2 separate regions of the Mus musculus genome follow, and region 2 is linked to region 1. The links are chromatin loops, found by intact Hi-C in ENCODE. Cell type or tissue: left cerebral cortex. All regions are shown on one strand. Links, peaks and the distances in the headings refer to the core of each region. The heading gives the core; the rest is flanking DNA. Region 1 overlaps Fam81b (family with sequence similarity 81, member B). Region 2 has its middle 51 kb from the start of Gm31219.

Region 1 (9,061 bases), core at 551-8,550:
TCTCTCTCTCTCTCTCTCTCTCTCTCTCACACACACACACACACACACACACACACACACACACACACACCCTGCTCTTTCTTCTCATCCCCTCTGTATCTTTTACAAGGCCATCTTCATTTAAGAATAGTAGCCATATTGGCTCAAAGCCTCTGATACTCCACTGTGACTTCATCTTAGCAATGTTTGCAATGCTCCTACTTCCAAATGAGGTCACATTCTGATATAAGGGCTATCAAGACTTCAACATATATTTTGTGGGTCACAGTTCAGCCCATTTTGCTACATAAAAATGACAAGAATTTGAGTTCAATTTGACATATAATTTTTTTATACTAAAGTCACATAGACATACATGTTATTTACAGAGAGGTGAGGTGGGGGATGGCTTGATGGCACTACAAATTCTATGTGAACTCCAAACATCCTCAGCCACTGTTGCTGCTGACATACATTTTATTTTTATGTGCAATTCAGACATCCACCCTGCTTCTACACACATGGGTTTTGCTTAAAACCTTTACCCACTCTAACAACCTCACAAGAAAAGATCCCATTGTACCACATGGTATTAATTTTGCAGTCTTCTTAAGACCTCATTGAATATGAGACATTTACATTTTAGTGTACACAGCTTTTCATTGGGAAGATCCACATCCAGTCTCTCTAGTCTCTTCTTGGCTGTGCCACTATTTGGAATTGTCTCTTTTCTAGTCATATCCCCATGTAGGCTCTGTCCTGGCCCAACCCTATCAGTCCTGGTTATCTGTCTGGACTCTACACAAACTTTGCATTGCCTGTCTCACCCCTCAGAACACTCAGGTATTTTACTTATTTTAAACTCTGCAATGGAAGCTTGCTTCCATAATTCCAAAGTCCACCAGATGAGTGGTTATAGACAAGCAACAGAGACCTGTTTTCGGAAATATTAAACTGAACTCCAAGTTCCCATGCTTAAACATCTCAGATCAGTTTATAATGGCATTTATAGAAGGGCTGGGTCCAAGCCTTGTACTTACAAAAATTTTGTATCAATAGAAGACATTTATACCAGTGAAAACCTTGATTTTTTTATTAAAATAAATTCTGTAAGAATTAAGAAGTCATAAGAAATTATGACTTCAACTTAGTAACAATTATAAAGATTTCAACCAAATGAGTTTATGGGTATATAATCAATTCTAGCTATTTCCTCTCTGTTCCAATTATGACCATTACTAAATTCCCTAAAAAGGCAACCTTAGAATACCCACCTCTACCTCCAAAGCCAAGGGAACTGGAACAACAACTCTTCATAACATCTTCAAGGTGAATATGGGTGTTGAGATATTTTTGAAAGGGGGGGGTAGGGAAAATGGGGAGTTGGTTGGCCTTAAGAAGTTCACACCAATGATTGTATTAGTCTTTGATGTGTGTCCTAACTGGATCTGACTGAAAGTCCAAAACAGCAGGAGTTCAAGCAGGTCAGTTTAGCATGCCTGATGATGAGACTCGCCAAAGTTGTTTATTCTGTAATATACAAATCTCAAAACAAAATTTTGGTACCATCAAGATAACTTCTTTTTTGATTCTCTGGAATCTAGTTGTCTGGGGGGGGTCTCCCTCTATCAAATCTGATCCATATTACTCTGGAAGGTATATAGACACTAATCACCTTTTCTAAAAATGCAAAGACAAATCCTTTCTCCCAAATCAGCATATCCTTGAGCCAATAACCAGAAAACCTTTATATTGACCTTTATATTCCCAGAGGAATAATATAACCACAAAACTCAAAATCACACCCATTTTGAAAGTTAAAGCAATCCAAAACAAATGAAGTAAACTAAAGTACTGTATGTGCCTATTCTTAGGCCTTTTCTATTTTGCCAAGCAATAACTAATTGCTAATAACCCAAGCAATAACTAATGGCTAATAACCCAAGATTCACGTGGAGCCCATGTTAGACAGAATTTGAGAATCCTGTGAGTTGTATTAGAGCAATATATCTTTGTACCTTCTTTCTGTTTGGCTCTCTTCCTAATGCAGTCATTCTGTTATGCCGTCTATCTGTTCAGTTCTCTACCTGGAGCCACAGACATTTATTAATTAATACCTCTTATGGCAGGTAATTATCACTGTCCTCTCTACTTGGAGTCAGTGACTAATTTTCCCTATCCTGGTTCTGAACCGTGGGTGAAAATCCCCGTCTCAGCCAGCGCTACCCAGCTACTCACTTAAAAAATAAAATAAAATAAAATTCTAATTCTCGGGCAAATAATCTTAAATTTCTAGTGGGTTCTTGCCCAACATGTTGGTTCACCCCCTGTTGCAGGAAATATTAAATATTCTAAGTTCCCGAGCTTCTCCCAGCTACTCTCAGCACCGGCAGTCTTGCGGGGCAGTTCTTATCTCTTGGAGACTCTCTGACTCAGGGCTCCAAAATCTCTCCACCCAGCTTGCTATCCCATCTAAAAAGCCTCTAACTTTCTCTTCTCTGTCCATCCAACCTGGAAGTTTTGCCTACTCGCCCAGTGATTGGTTATTCATCTGAGGGAAGGTTCACAAGAAGTCACCTGAGTACAAGACTCATTCCTTGTTCCCGACAACCTCTCATGGGAAAGTAGAATTAACATCAAAATACAGGCATCACCAGGGCCATCTACAAAGGAGAACCTATTGTTGGTTATAGACAAGCAATGGAGAACCTATTACAGACAGACAAGAAATGCAGAAACTATACCAAATACGTATTTCTAATTCACCATTTCCATATTCTCATTGTTGTGATCATAAAAAGAGAAAGAGCTATAAGAATATGTTCTCATAGGGTGTGGGGTAAGGAGGTGCCTCAGTGGGACCATGCTGAGGCATCTCTATCCCCTGAGGGACCAGCCATACCAGCCATACATAGGTATAGTATAGAATAGAGTTTATTTAGGGCATGGGGATGGGGAGTTAAGAGGGTAGTAGCGGCAGAGAAAGGCAGAGCAAAGGAGAGAGTAGATAAGTGGAGGCAGGCCATGACCATGTGGAGAGAGGGGGAAAGGGAATGGAGAGAGAGGGGGCACAAAGGGGCAAGAGGCAAGAGAGAGGCAAGAGTGTAAGAGGGTAAGGGAGAGAGAGAGAGAGGAGGGGTCAAGCAGCCCCTTTTATACTCGGCCAAGCCTACTTGGCTATTGCCAAGTAACTGGGGGTGAAGTTTAGACAGAATGCGAATACTCATAGAATTATTTTTGTAAGCCATCAGAATAGTGGCTACATTTTTACATTACATTTTCTTACAGGATGCTCTAAACTCAGAATACAACTAATCCTTAAAGTTGATCTCATGAAAATGTAGAAAACCTTCTCAGTATGGCTTTATTATGCTTAGAAGAGGATTCAAGCTCTCCTGTTTTTGTCTCTGGTTTGCACGGGTTTCCAGAATGGTTATCTGAAGTTCCTAAGTAAATTTAGTGCTCTCTTCACAGGGACAGAATAGGCAGCAAAGTGAGGGCCCATGTACCAGAGTCTCTGCCAGCCACAGCACAGCTGGTGTAAGTCACACCAACTCCCAGGGAAGCAGAACTCAGAGTCTGGGGAAAATCTGTTCAGATTCAGCTACAGTCAGTGCTGTGTGCAAAGCCTCTCTGGAGAGACCCTCAGGATTTCTTTATCCTGTGGTTAGTAATTCCATCTGGATATGTCTGGAATATTCAGTTATTTCTTCTCTTCCAAGGTTAAATTTAAAACAAGATCCCCTTAATGTAGCATATTATTAAGATTTAGCTGGTTGGTTTTTGTGTTTCTAAAACTGGGATAGTCACACAACTGCCAGTGAAAGCTCTCGGTTTATATTCCCTTTGAGAGTAACCTGGTGATTTGAATAACAGTGCCATTAGGGATTTCCATTACATTAAAAATATTCATAAGTTTGTTCTTCTGGTTATTGCACAAGTAAGAAAAGACCTTTCCTTATAGCAATGGGCATGGCAGGAGAAAGCAAGGCCTTTGACATCTGAGAATTCTGTGACTAAAACTAACAAATGGTGAGCATTATTAACAAGCATGATAATTATGCTCTAGGTGACATAAAGCCTTAGGCATGACAAGAAACCTTCCAGACAGCTCTCTAGAGAGAAAATGCCTTTAATATAAGCCTTAAAAACCACAGGAAATGAAGAACTGTAGCCTAGCACTTGCATATATCCTTAGGAGTCTCCATGATCCAAACACATTTGCATGGTAATATGTGCTGTCTCCATAGTGGCTGCAGTAACATGCCCTATAGAGTAGCAATACAATTCAGTCAGCTCTGACAGACAGGACCAGAGACAGGTGAGTTGATGGGCAGCCCTGATCCACTGGTCTCTCTGCTGGGAAAGGTCTTCTTCATGCTCTGTATAGGAACAATTTTGATCACAGCTTATAGCATCTCCCAAGAAGAGGGTACTTGGGTCCATTATAGCCCAGGACTGTAGCATACTTATATGGCGCTGGTTGGTCTAACACCTGCTATAGGCTTCTTGCTATCATAGGATTCTCACTATCACACCATTCATAACCAAACAGCAGACCATTCCTGTTGGCCCTGTTTGAAGATTCAGTAACTGCAACCCTCATTTTCAAAGCAACGATGGAGCCTGTATTTCATCCTCAGACTATCGTGCTTTCCAACTTGCCAGCATGTTTCTGAATGTCTGCAGAACATGAGAGCTCATGTTTCACACTTCAGCAACTCATTTTATTTCCTGACTTCTCTTATTCATGGCTCACACTCCCTACACTGTGGTGTTCAATCTTCAGGGAACATTTGAATCATATAAGTGCTTTCCTTATACATACATGATGGCTCTTCTGACCCACTCCAACATTGTTGTAATAGGTCTCTGATGGAACCAACAAATCTGTACTTTACTATTCTCCCTGTACTCCCATATCACCAATTCAAATGTCTTTATGAGAAACACTGAATTACACTAAGTCACAGAGTAAAAATTTAGTAAATATTACTAAGTGCTATATGCTTACTTGTAAATCACTAATATACAAGCAGGCAAGATGGTTCATCAGGCAAAGGATGGGCTACCAGAACCTCCACACATGTGCTGTAGCCCATGCTCTCACACACATATACATACACACACATACACACACATGCACACACACACAAAAAATTAATAATGATGTAATTTTTAAGTCACTAGGTACAGAAACATTGCTTTTTCCTGCACATAACAGAAACCCCAAGCAAAAAATGCTTAACTATAAAGGCACGAATTAGCCTATATAATGATGACAGCAATGAAATCTAGAGTTTGCTTACTTTGGTGGCCAAACAAAATCATCAAGCAGCCAGGTGTTTCCTTTTGTTTTGTACTCACAAGATAAGTTCAGATTCCCAGCACCCACAAGAAATAAAAGCCAGGTGTGGTGGCAGAAGTCTATAATCCCAGGGCTGGAGTACACAGATCCAGGCAGTTTGTTATGGGTTCAGGTCTAAGACATACCTAATGAGAGTTTTCAGGTTCTTGTGTCCCCTGAACAGTGAGTTAGACATGTGAATCATGATAGACCTGGAAAGAGAAAATGGCACTCCCAGCAGTAGAAGGTGAAAGACACATGTACGTGCCTGCTGAATTCTGGTCCTTTGTAGATTGTTAACATATGATCTACCTTCTCTTCATGTATCACAGACGTGCTTTGTTTGTTACATATAGTCCTGGTGAGAAAAGATTTTCATATGCTTCATATATTTATCATATGTCTCTCTAACACCATGAGCCTAGAGGTGGGAAACACAGGCAAGCTCTGTCAGACATACAAAGGACCCTCTGTCAGGTCTTTACTTTCTGCTACTTGGCAAGAAGCAAGTTGAGAGCCATTGCACTTTGAACTGTTTGCAGGGGCAGGGGAATCCCATGAAGGAAATGTCCCGATCACGTGTGCTTCTGTTTTCTTGTTATTGTGACTCAGCACTTTACAGAAGCCTACAGTTCTGCCTGATTCTTCTCAAAGGTCCCAAGAGTCTCAAGTTTCATATGAATAGTTTGTCCCCAGGGCAATAGAGAAGCCACAGGTAATGCTTGCTTCCTATTCACCCTCCCGCACACACTGGCCTGTCTCTTACCCCAAGCCACAGAGGCCTTCTAACATCTCCAAAGAACTGGACATTGCCTTCCAAAGCCATTTAGAGCAAAGCAAGACCTTCATGTTCACACACACAGCATATAAGCTGCCTCATTGGATCTGAGGAGACTTAAGGAGAGTTCACTAAAGCAAGTTCCAGAGCAGGCCACCTGCTGCCTCCTGGAAGCCTGCCCAACCTGGAAGGGGAATAAACTCTTCCTTCCTGAGAGCGCAAGTGGCAGGCACATTATAACATCAGTGTATTTAAAAACTCACCTATTTCCTTAAACATGAGTTTTTCACAGAGTTTTCTCTTCTCGGGTCTTCCAAGTTTTCATAGGAACTCTCTCAGGTTGAGAGAAGGGTAGTCATGCTAAAGCAACATTTTTGTCAAAACTGTTATCAACCCAGAAATTTCACCCCAAAGACCTCTAAGTCATTCAGGTCCTTTGGCTCTGTGCTTTGTCTCAGCTGATTCGTGTGTTTTCAAGGCAGATGTAGATCAGCTGCCATGGTTTTAAGAGAGAACTCAATGAAAATCACTGACATGCTCTCTCTCTCTCCCTCCCTCCCTCTCTCCCTCCCTCCCTCCCTCCCTCCCTTCCTCCCTTCCTCCCTCCCTTCTCTTCTCCTCTCTCTCTCTCTCTCTCTCTCTCTCTCTCTCTCTCTCTCTCTCTCTCTCTCTCTCTCTCTCTCTCTCACACACACACATGGGATGGGGGGGAGGGGAGAGGGGAGGGGATGGGAGGAAATCTGGAAGAAGCAGAAGGATGTAGCTGACAGGAGAGGAGCCTATGGAATGGTTTAAGGTAGAAGAGGCAGTGAGAAGGGCCAGAATGCTAGTGTGGACTTTGAAACCAGGTACATGTGAATTGATACTGAAGGAGTGTGGAGGCCAGCATGGGCTTTGATTTGTAACCACAGATATAGCCAAGGGAGGTGGTTCTTTCTGGCAGGCAGACTCCCTCTTTATTGGTTTCTGAGAGTTGCTACTTTTATAGTCTAGCTTAAACAGAGCAACGACTGTCATCTTGGAGTGATCCACTGCCTTTAGGGGAATTGGGGTTCCTTTTAGACCTGCCAGTGGTCACATTAGTTCTTGAGGTTCTTCCTCTTTTAAAGTCTTGAGTTCTCAAGGTGGCTAAAGCTGTTTGTGGCCCCTGAAGCCCCATCTAGAGCTAAGAATAGAATGGTATGATCTTGGGACAGCCTCACCAGTGATTCTGCAGTTGCTAGGACTCATGGGCAGAAAGGAAGACATTTTCCATAAAAACAAAGGCTGTTCCAGACATTCCAGATTCCTCCATGATCATATGCCAGGCCCCGGGCCTCTAGTAAATGTCAGGAAGCATCCAGGATTGGATAGAGCTGAGGTTGATAATGAGGTAAAATAGAGGCCCAGGTGGACAGTAGGGTAGAGTAGGGCCAAGATGGATAACTCAGTTCTTTTCTATGTAAATGCTGCTTGTGAGGATGTAATGTTGGCATGTGACCTCTGTTTAGACCACAGATTCTGCAGCAGCAGCTTCTCCCCCTTTCCTAGATACCTACTGAACACTGTAAGTCTCTAGCTGACAGGCAATCCCAGTGGAGTGTCTATACGCACCTGCTATCTATAAGGTTGCTAGGAAATGTGGTCTGGTTAGCCTCTAGATCAAACTCAACAACAATACTGAACATGTGTTTTCTCCATGACACATGTGCATGCACATACAAGGCACCAATCACGGTCAATTGCATTGTCTTCCCCAAATCGCCAAGTATTGCTAAATTTTCAGATATCATCCAATACTCTATTTCTAGATATATCTCAGTCTAACCAATGGTATATATATATATATATATATATATATATATATATATATATATCAATCTCACTATCTCATTTATTTTTCCTTACATCTAGTGTTTTTTTTAATTGCAACTTTGATTAAAGGAATCATTGCTCATTAAAACAGATTAGAATCTGTAAAATAACTGCTTTTCCCAAGCTCATTTCTAGTCTAGCTTCTGGGTGCTTAATCTCTATGATATCTGTCCTCCCCTTGTGTCCAGAATCTTTGCCTTAATCTCAGGCCATCAATGTTTTTGATACATCAATTTCTCTATTTCTTATCTACTGCCATATAGCAAAATCTGTCAAAATACAGTAGCATAAAACACCAAATATTTCCCCCCAATTTCTGTGGATTGGCAGTGTAGAGTGGCTCCCTAGGTGATTTGGGCTCAGATGGCCTCACAAGGTTATTATCCAAAGGCTGGGAGATCTCTCTTGAAGTGTGTAATCTCACCAGCACATTGCTGGGGGACCCCCTCCCCCCACCCAGTTCCAGGCTGCTTGAGTCATCAGTCTTTTCACAGTCACATAAACTGTTTTTAAATCATAGAATCTGTCCATACACCATAGTTTCAATCAGTCAAAGTGACAGGGTGCCATGATGAATCCTCCAGAATGCTCTCATTTTAAAGAAGGAAGACTGGACAAGCTCACCTGGTAAACATCTTATTCTTTGCTGTCTGTTTCTTCTGTTTGAAATATAGGCATAGTATGTCAAGGTGGTACAAGTACCTTCAGGCTGCAGATAAAGGTATGCTCCACAGTGGTGAGGGTTCCAAAGGAGCGTTCCTGTTTGAAGGCTTTCCTGGTCTAATATACCACTGCTGGGCCATCTCCCTCTAGACTTCTGCTTACATAGACCCAATTCCCTATTTTCTTATGACATTCTTTGAGAGTATTTACTATGCACACCTGTATACAACACTAGCTGATACATGAAGTCTCACACTGAAATATACCTTTGTAAAGAGTGTTCTTGTAGGAGCTGTGTGTGTGTCAAACAAAAGTCCCAAGGGAAAAAAAGGCTCTTTTACTAGACCACAGCAAAATTAAAGTCCCCAGGAAATTTAATAGCACTACAGACTAGTTTAAAGTTAATATAATTCTTCTACATACATCTAATGAAATTGTAG
Region 2 (9,061 bases), core at 389-8,388, 63 kb after region 1:
ATTTGTTCCTTTATTGCACATTGCCACTAAGGTTGTAGTCTACCATGTCCAGATGGCTCCTCTGAGCAAAATGGAGGACTCCCATTTCTTACCAGGGCTTCCTCTTCTCTCTCTGATCTGGGGAACCTAACCCCCAATCTCCCACCTGAGGAATTTCACATGGTCCTTGGCAACTTCCTCTTTCCTGATAAGAATCTGTCCAGCAAGTACAAGGGATTCCTAGAAGGTCTCTCCATGCAAACGAAGCATTCATAGTACTCAATTTAAACTCCAGCCAATGAAACTTCACCTTAAGAAGAACATCTTCTGCTCACAGTCAGCTATTGGATGGATCACAGGGCCCCCAATGGAGGAGCTAGAGAAAGTACCCAAGGAGCTAAAGGGATCTGCAACCCTATAGGTGGAACAACATTATGAACTAACCAGTACCCCGGAGCTCTTGTCTCTAGCTGCATATGTATCAAAAGATGGCCTAGTCGGCCATCACTGGAAAGAGAGGCCCACTGGACACGCAAACTGTATATGCCCCAGTACAGGGGAATGCCAGGGCCAAAAAAAATGGGAATGAGTGGGTAGGGAAGTGGGGGGGAGGGTATGGGGGACTTTTGGGATAGCATTGGAAATGTAATTGAGGAAAATATGTAATAAAAAAAAAAAGAAGAACATCTTCCCATTCTTCAAGGTTCATAAATAGCCCTTGTCCACCCCAAATAGAGGTACGGGCATAAGCTAAGACCACGTAAGAGAGCTGTTTCATTAAAATCATCAGAGAAATCCCTCCCCACACCAGGTCTGGCACTCACTCCTAGCCAGACCAGGATCCTACAGACCCCACCTGCTCTGGTTCCAGCCTAGTGTGTAGTGATGCCTGGACATACCGAGAGGGAGGAAACAGAGGAACCACAGGAGAAACCGTAGCACATATATCAAATTCCTATGTTGGAGTGACCCCAAGTTTTCAAGCAGGTCACACATACACTTCACAATTCGCCACATCCCTAGCCATCCAGGTTCTTTTTTTTTTTTTTTTTTTTTTTTTTTTTTTTCCGAGACAGGGTTTCTCTGTATAGCCCTGGCTGTCCTGGAGCTCACTTTGTAGACCAGGCTGGCCTTGAACTCAGAAATCTGCCTGCCTCTGCCTCCCGAGTGCTGGGATTAAAGGCATACGATACCACGCACAGCTGCCATCCATGTTCTTTAAACCTCACTAGATTATTGCAATGTCAGAATGTCAGTGCTATATAGTTTCGCTAAACCTTTTTTCTTCTGGCAGGGTTAGTGGGGATGATAACCAAAAGAAGTACATGTTCTATACAGTTCAAGTTTTAAACTACTTTTTACCAATAGTTGAGTCTACAGATGAATTACCTGCAGACTCAGAAAGGCAGACTTCATGTTTTGTCCATATATTTAATAGGAGGCTAATATCTTGCTCTTAAGGAAGTTACAGACTATGGAAAGCCCAATAATTGCATTTGCAAACACATGGGCAAGGCTGTGATGGGAACTAAGCCAAGTGGAGTAGAGTGAGAAGAGTCTGTAGGACAAGAGACTAAATCCATGAACTTCAAGAAGTTCAATATAGTCAGAGCCTAACGTGTCCTGGAAGATGGGGAGGGGAGGCACATGCAGGAAGTGGGGAGAGAGAGAGCTGGGCAACACTGAGGGTGTGTGTGGTTAAACCACAAAGGACTTAGTAATTTATGTTGAGAAACTGGGCTTTAACCCAAGGGCCCATAATAGGCACTAAGAGATTTGCATTTGAGATTCCTTTGCCTGGAATGTGCAGAAGAGACAGGGAGGAGGAAGCACAGCTGGGCTGAAGGAAAGAGAAATGATGCAGCGGGGCAGGGTCTGTGTACTAAGGGATATACAGTATATACATTATATATTCTGGGTACAGTCAAAACTGTGAGTCCAGTGGTTTATGAGGAAAATAGGGCGTGGATAAAAATTCAGACTGTGAATTTATCTTTGGAAGTCACCAACAAAGTTTGTTGGAGATATGAGTGGGAAAGACTTGCCTGAGCAAGAGTCCCATGGGTCTAGGGGCATGGATACTGCAAGAGGAAGAAGGTGAATACCAAGTGTGAAGGAATAGGCATGCCCAGGTAGGGATGGAATCAGCAGTGGAGTAGAAGCGGTGCAGTAGGAGAGGATGTGACTGCCTGTGAAGGTCTTGGGCTCTGCCTGCAGATAGGGGCAGTGATTCATTACCGTTCCACTGTCCTTATTGGAAGATAGAACCCACCTACCAAAGATGTCTCACCCTCCAATGTAAATCTGCAAGCACAGAATGAAAACTTAAATGCTTTTCTTGATTCCTCTCCTATTTCATAAATAAATGCAAGTCCTTACAAACACACAGAGGGTGATGAATTTTTCAGAGAGGCAGGGCTGCTGAAAGGAAACAGGAGAGATAGATTGCCTGCACCCTATCCTACAAGGCTTTTCTCCCTCTCTGTTAGATTCCTGTTATAAAGTCATGACATTTTCTGATTCTTTGGTAGGATGTAGCTGTTTCGTTTTCAGAAGGGATACATACACATGACAAATGAGAATCTGAAATGACTGGGATTGACCACTATGTCATGAGCCAAGTCTACTTCAACAATCTCAGAAAAGAAATGTGGGGGAATCTACTAGTTGTCAGAGAATTCAAGGGATGTTGAGTGCTACAAACCCAAATGTAATCCTGTGTCACAATCACCATTCCTGTGGTTTTGGGTTTGTTCTGTAATTTTGGTTTTCTCATCTTCAAATGGGACAATGCTGCACCTGCCTTGAAGGTTACTGAAATATGAGAAAGAACATTTATTAAGGTATTGCCAGGTATCAAGAACTGCTCAAGGAAGTCTAAATGGATTCATACTTGATACTAATCACAACAGAGAGATGAAGCGACTTACTAGGTCAGGTTACTAGATGGAGCCAGAACTTGAACCCATAATCCAGAGAACTTGGTTTAAACAGCAGTTTGTATTTTTTTTCTTTAAACACAAGCAGATCACCTTACATTAGAGTCTGATCTAGTGAAGACTACACATTTACTATTAATAAACAGAGCATCTGATTTTCCTAAGGTAAGATGGGGTTCACGGTACTCTTTATATAGCCCAGTTTCAGATCATTATCTAAAAATATTTGTGCTTAGAAGACTCATTTAGTATGAATGAAAAAAAATACTTCTGCTTTTACTAATCCTATCAAAAGAGAAAAGTAGAGAGAAAACAAAATAGATATTTCTTCTGGATGACCTGCTGACAATGAAACCTTGTCCCAAGGCTCTGAAGTGTGCTTACCTCCATCTCACAGTATTGCTTATTGTTAGGTCGAAAGTGTGCCCCCAAGATGGCAGCGCTGGTGACAATGTCCTCAATGCCAAATGGAATCAGCTCAGGCTGGACTCTGACCAGATAAACAGAAGGCTCACTAGCAGATAAAACCTACTTAGCATTCCTCAGAAACATGAAGCAGGTAGGTTTCTGTTTGTCAGGATAAGTCTTTACTTTTTCATGCACATGCCCATACATCGGAGTGCCTCCACTAGGGACATCTGGTTTCCAATTAACACAAACAGACCAAAGTCCCCATGCTAGTTTCTTCGGTGTTCTGCCCTGCACCCCACTCCCCGATTCTCTAGTTCTCAGGCTGTTCTGGCGCACATGCTTCCCCCAACCACTACCTGTCCCCCAGGGACTAAGCCATCATCAACAAAGGAGTACACATGGCTCCAGCTGCATATGTTGCAGAGGATGGCTTTGTCACGCATCAATGGGAAGAGAGGTCCTTGGTCTTATGAAGGCTCGATGCCCCAGTGTAGGGGAATTGAGGGTGAGAAGGTGGGAGTGGGTGGATGGATGGAGGAACACCCTTATAGAAGCAGGGGGGGGGGGAGGATGGGATGGAGGTTTCTGGGGGGGGCAGGAAGGGGGATAACATTTGAAATGTAAATAATGAAAATATACAATTTAAAAGAAAAAAAACCTAGCAAATCTTACTCCCATTTGTTCTCTATTTTTGAGACAAAGACAGTTTGGATCCACAATAAACCTTTCTTTCTATGGAGTGGTCCCATTTAAATTCATTGCACCTTGCTTACACATATCAATAAAATTTCAGCCAGTGTCTACCCCCCACCCCTTGTAACTCCTCCTCCTTTCTCCATGAAAAACCATCTGTTCCATCTGGGTTCTTCATTGTGCCCAGACAAATCTGTGTCACAAACAAGAGAAATTAGCACTTCTAGAAATGTCTGTACTCAGAAAAATATGTAACTCAGTCTGTAAGACAGCTCTTTCTTTTCCTCACTCCCACCTGGCTTTGTCCTCATTCCCAAACCTAGGAGCTCCATATTTACCAAAACTATCTCTACCTTTATTTTCTAAAAACATTAAATAGTGCAGATCAATTAAATCTTTTAAACTAGTATATTGAAGTTTTCCAAAACAATTATCACTGCCTATTATACAGCATGTTTTTTTTTATAGAAAGATCAAACAATGACTAAATTTTTTTTGTGATCAAAGGGAGGAAATGACATTAAAAATGTAAGGGCTTAGAGACTGAAGTTATTTAAGAGATATAAAACAGTGTGAATGTTCTATTTAATGTGTGTTGCGTTGTAAAAAGCACAACCTATTTTGGCGTATTGTAAGAGCAAGCATATAATTACACTGAGCCATTCATGGATGGTGGCTTCTGTGAAGCATCCTCTGAGGACAACTTTCCTTCCTAGGCTTTGCTCCAAGACCACTCCCCTACCTATTTTTGCCTTATAATAAAGGGCTTCTCTTCTAAGGTTTATAGGCACAGGAGTTGCAACAGTTTATTCTAGTATTTTGTTTCTTTCATTTTGACTTGGAAAACTTCAGAGGCCTCATTAGAGGAATAGAATGTCACCAGTAGAAATCTAGCTAAGACTCAGAATTTATAAACTGATAGACAATTTAAAGGCCAAAAAAGGACTTATATAGTCATAAATCTAGTCAATAATAAAGCATGCTTTAAAAAAAATGAATTTCGTAGTGCATACAGTGTGTTTGGATCATATTCTCCTCCCACTGTTTCCCCTAACTCCTGCTAGATACACTCTCACACTCCCCTCCCCAGACACCAGGACCAAGTTTCAGCCCACAGGAGTTTTGTTTGACTTAGAGGGACAAAGGGCAAGAAGAAAGAGACAAAGACAGAAAACAGAGGACTGGGGAGAAGGGAAATGAAATAAGGGAGATAGAGAAGAAATATTTTTCCTGGAGGGACAAAGAACTGATTCTGGATAGAGAGGAGGCCTGGAGGCAAAGGGCAGTTTATAAAGAGAAAAGGGGAAGCCCTGTGTTAGCATGATGTGTTTAACTTTGATTGAACATGTTAATTAGGTAAGCCAAAGGGAGTCTTTTGGTTGTTAGACACCTGGACTTTGGTAGTCAGCCTGGGGTTGAGAAAGTGGCCCATAAGGGACTAGACCTTGGTTGCTAGCTTTAGGAATATAATGGCTTTTAATGGGGGGCGGGGTGTAAAAGGTAAAATCTGTCGGTGCCATGTTTGCCCTGCTACTGTCCGTCAACCGTCAACAGCACCTCAGCTGGTTGAATGAAGGCCTGAGAGCCCCTTCTTGCTCTTCACTGGCTTGCTGACTGCTGACTGCGTGCAAGCAGCCGGAGCTGTGGGTTCATGAGCGCAGTGGTCCTGCCATGTCCAGAAGATGCTGGTATGCCCAGGTCTTCCCTAACCTCCGGCTCTTACTATCTTTTGGCTCTCTCCCCAAAGTGGCCTTGATCCTTGGGAAGAGAGTGTGATATGTTCCATCTATGCCTGAGCAACCCAGATACTTGTCCTCTGTATTTTGACTAGTTTTGTGAGTTTCTGCATTAATCTTGTCCACTGAAATTTCCCTGGTAAGTTCTAAGATCGGCACTAATCCATAGATACAGCACAAGAATTTAGAGGTAGTTTGACACTTAGCAAAATATTACTAGTAGGTTCATCCCTTTGGTTTCAATCCATTGGATAGTTTTTGGCTATAATAACAGCACTCCCTGTGGAGTGGTTCTTAAATACAATCAGAAAATTGTGGTAGTATTGCACCCATGGCTGTATCTTGCTATACCTGTCATTATTGCCTGTCACAGGCATCACAACGGTACGACTGTTGAGTTTTCCCTCAGCAGCCTACCTAGCACTTTCCAGTACTGTGCAAAGTAGCCAGGAAACCTGTTCAGTTCCACCTTGAATTCTCTAAGTCCCTTGATCAAGTATGTAGTGTCTTCAGGATTAGCATGGTTCTGTTGGGCAAACAAGAGCACTGGCAACAGTCTGCATTGTTTGGGAGTATCCAGGACTCTGACCAACAACTCAAAGGGAGGATTTTCACACCTGGTAGCTGAGTTTATTATGTGGCAACTTATGGCTTCCGAGAGGTGTATTATACTTTATGTAGGGTAACTCCAATCAACTGCTTTATATGAAAAACATGTATGTGTGTATATTTGGAAATTTTATGAAAATTACTTCTGTGTGCAGAGTGATGTGTGTATGTGGCAGCACATGCTGTGGTGTGCCTATGGAGGTAAAAGTGTTAGGTAGCGAACCTTGATATTAAGGTAGCAGTCCCCCATGACTGGATGGCTTTCTGAGCTCCGTGCAAAATAGGGAACTCCTTTTCTTAGCAGGACTTCCCTGACTCTGCCTTTGTCTGGAGTGTCCCTGAACACAGGTCTTGTCTGAAAAGTCACCTTGTACAGAGCTCTCTAGAAAGCAGCATAACTAAGCACACATGTCCCACTTTGGCTTCCTGCCTGCATGATAATTCGGTGCTGTATTATAACCAATCAGTCCTTCCTGTTCACTTGATGTTATTGTCAATGAACCCTTTCCACCCATATCCATAAAAAAGCCCTCATATACCCTACCCCTGAAACAATAACATAGACTGGTGTCATTGCAGCAGTCTCCAGGGGTCATTCTGTCCATACTCACGGCTGCCTGAACCTTGCTCTCTATCTCTGTGTAGTGGTGTAAAATCCAAAATAAGTTCAAGACCACCCAGCCCCTTCCGTTCTGAAGGGACTTTCCAAACTGTATAGCTTTAGTGGTCAAAATGACTAAGTCTACAGCTGCCAAAACAAGAAGAGCTGTTCTCAGAAAAATAACCCTAACAAAATAGCAGTTCCCAGAAAAATTCCCCTACCCGACCCCATATTGAATCCCAAGAGAGAAAGACCACAAACTGCCCTGACCTTGTCGATAGAATTCCCCGTGACGTTAATAGCCATGACATTAATAACTGTGACGTTAATAGCTGACCCATATGTACAAAACATACTGCTGCTTTGCTGACCAATCATAATAACTCACCATAAAAAGAGTATAAAGGAGCTGTGCTTTTTGAATTCGGGGTTGACTCTCCCTGCGAGGCTGAGCAACCCCACGTGCGTCGGAACAATAAACCTCTTGCCATTGCAGCGATCTATCTTCAAGTTGTGTTTTTGGGGGTCGCACACTCAATACTAAGGCCTTAGGATCTTACAGTAGCTATTCCTGGTTGTCAACTTGAATGAATTACAACCCAGAATTGGAGGCTCGCCAGTGATCCTAATCTGGAGGCTGGGAGACACAAGTTTCTGACTTGGATTTTGGCATGGAGAGCTTGAGGCATAGTGGCTATGGATTCCAGAAGATTAAGACAGGGAGATCTCTGAGTTCAATCTGAGATTAAAGGCGTGGTGACACACACCTTTAATCCGGGCTACACCTTCTGCTGGAGACCTACATAAGGACATTGGAAGAAGGAAGATTTACACTCTTTCTCCTTCGGCTGCTTGCCTTGTGGGGCTGAGCAACTGCTAGATCCTTGGACTTCCATTCATAGCTGCTGCTGACCATTGTAGAAAGTTGGATTGCAGACTGTAAATCATCAACAAATTCCTTTACTATGTAGAGACTACTGATAAGTTCTGTGGCTCTAGAGAACCCTGACTAATATATTCCTCATGGCTTGTTCAGCCTGCTTTCTTGTAGAAGCCAGAACCTCCAGCCCAGGGATGGCACCACTCACAATGGGCTGGGACCTCCTCCATCAATCATTAAGAAAATGCACTATAGCCAGATCTTATAGAGGCATTTTCTCAACTGAGGCTCCCTCCTCTTTGATGACTCTAGCTTGTGCCAAGTTGACATAAAACTAGCCAGCACTTCAGTCAAGGTAAGTTGTCCACCATCAGAGGCAGTAATAATACCTGGAAACTGGGCCATTTCCAGCTCCCTGGCTCTGTGTAAACTGCTTCATACAAGTCATCCTGAGGATTGCTCCCTGTGACATGAGGAGTGTTTTCCCTACCTTTATGATGAGGAAAGTTGGGCTTAACTTTAGTGGCTTGCCCAAGGTGACCCAGCTACCAGGTACTAGAGCTTCAAGCAGAGCTGTCTATTGGAACAAAGATCTGGAGAATGACCTAGGAGGAGTCAGACTCAGGCTACAGAGATTTTGGGCAGGGCCAGGTCCATGTCCAAGGCAGTCAAGGAGCTGGGAAGATACAGTGTGATCACCCAGGCTCTGATACTGATATGACGGCTGTTACCTCCATCAGGGAGAGGCAGGAGCTAGCATGACCATACATTGAAGGAATGAGGTAAAAAAGCAGTAGGCAGGGAGCAGAGAATGTTACATGTGCTCTGGAAACATCCTAGTCCTGGGATATGGAATCGGGAGAGATGTCAGAATGCCCTAGCAAGAGGGCTGGAGCCTGGAGACAGAAGAACACAGAAATCAGGAATTGGACTTTGTACCACAGCTGAAGGCTGCAGCCAGATGCCCTAGTGTGTGATTTGGGCCAGATGGTAAACCTACAAACATTTGGAGGAATATAAACCATGACTAAGACACTCGGCTGCCTTTATCTTCTCAGGCTGGTGGCCAACAGCCCCCCAGGGAGAAAGACGAGAGCCACATGGGAGGACAACTTTGAGGAGTGGTTCTTTCCATTCAACACAAGTTTCACAAATGTAACCCAGGTTCCCATGTTATGTAAATTTAATGCATTTAAACAAGATAATTAGACAG

What was found. A loop is a pair of places that touch in the nucleus more often than their neighbours do. Peaks named below come from ENCODE experiments on the same cell type or tissue, not always from the same donor. Only the 100,000 strongest peaks of a DNase experiment are listed, where the experiment ranks them.
Region 2: it touches region 1 in a loop (4-fold over the local background); 3 of 42 quality-filtered maps call a loop at or near these places.

The regions. Positions count from the first base shown.
Region 1 is chr13:76,253,436-76,262,496 of GRCm38, reverse strand. The region is part of intron 3 of Fam81b (family with sequence similarity 81, member B); the gene reads left to right. The region is part of intron 1 of Gm31219 (a long non-coding RNA gene); the gene reads right to left. Among named protein-coding and RNA genes, the nearest start is that of Gm31219, 12 kb to the right of the region's middle. In left cerebral cortex, for the core only: no CTCF peak of the experiment used is centred there; DNase peaks (open chromatin) are centred at 3,492 and 4,656; H3K27ac peaks cover 1,637 bases.
Region 2 is chr13:76,190,271-76,199,331 of GRCm38, reverse strand. It overlaps a transcript of Ttc37 not described here. Among named protein-coding and RNA genes, the nearest start is that of Gm31219, 51 kb to the left of the region's middle. In left cerebral cortex, for the core only: no CTCF peak of the experiment used is centred there; DNase peaks (open chromatin) are centred at 1,671, 4,220 and 4,668; H3K27ac peaks cover 225 bases.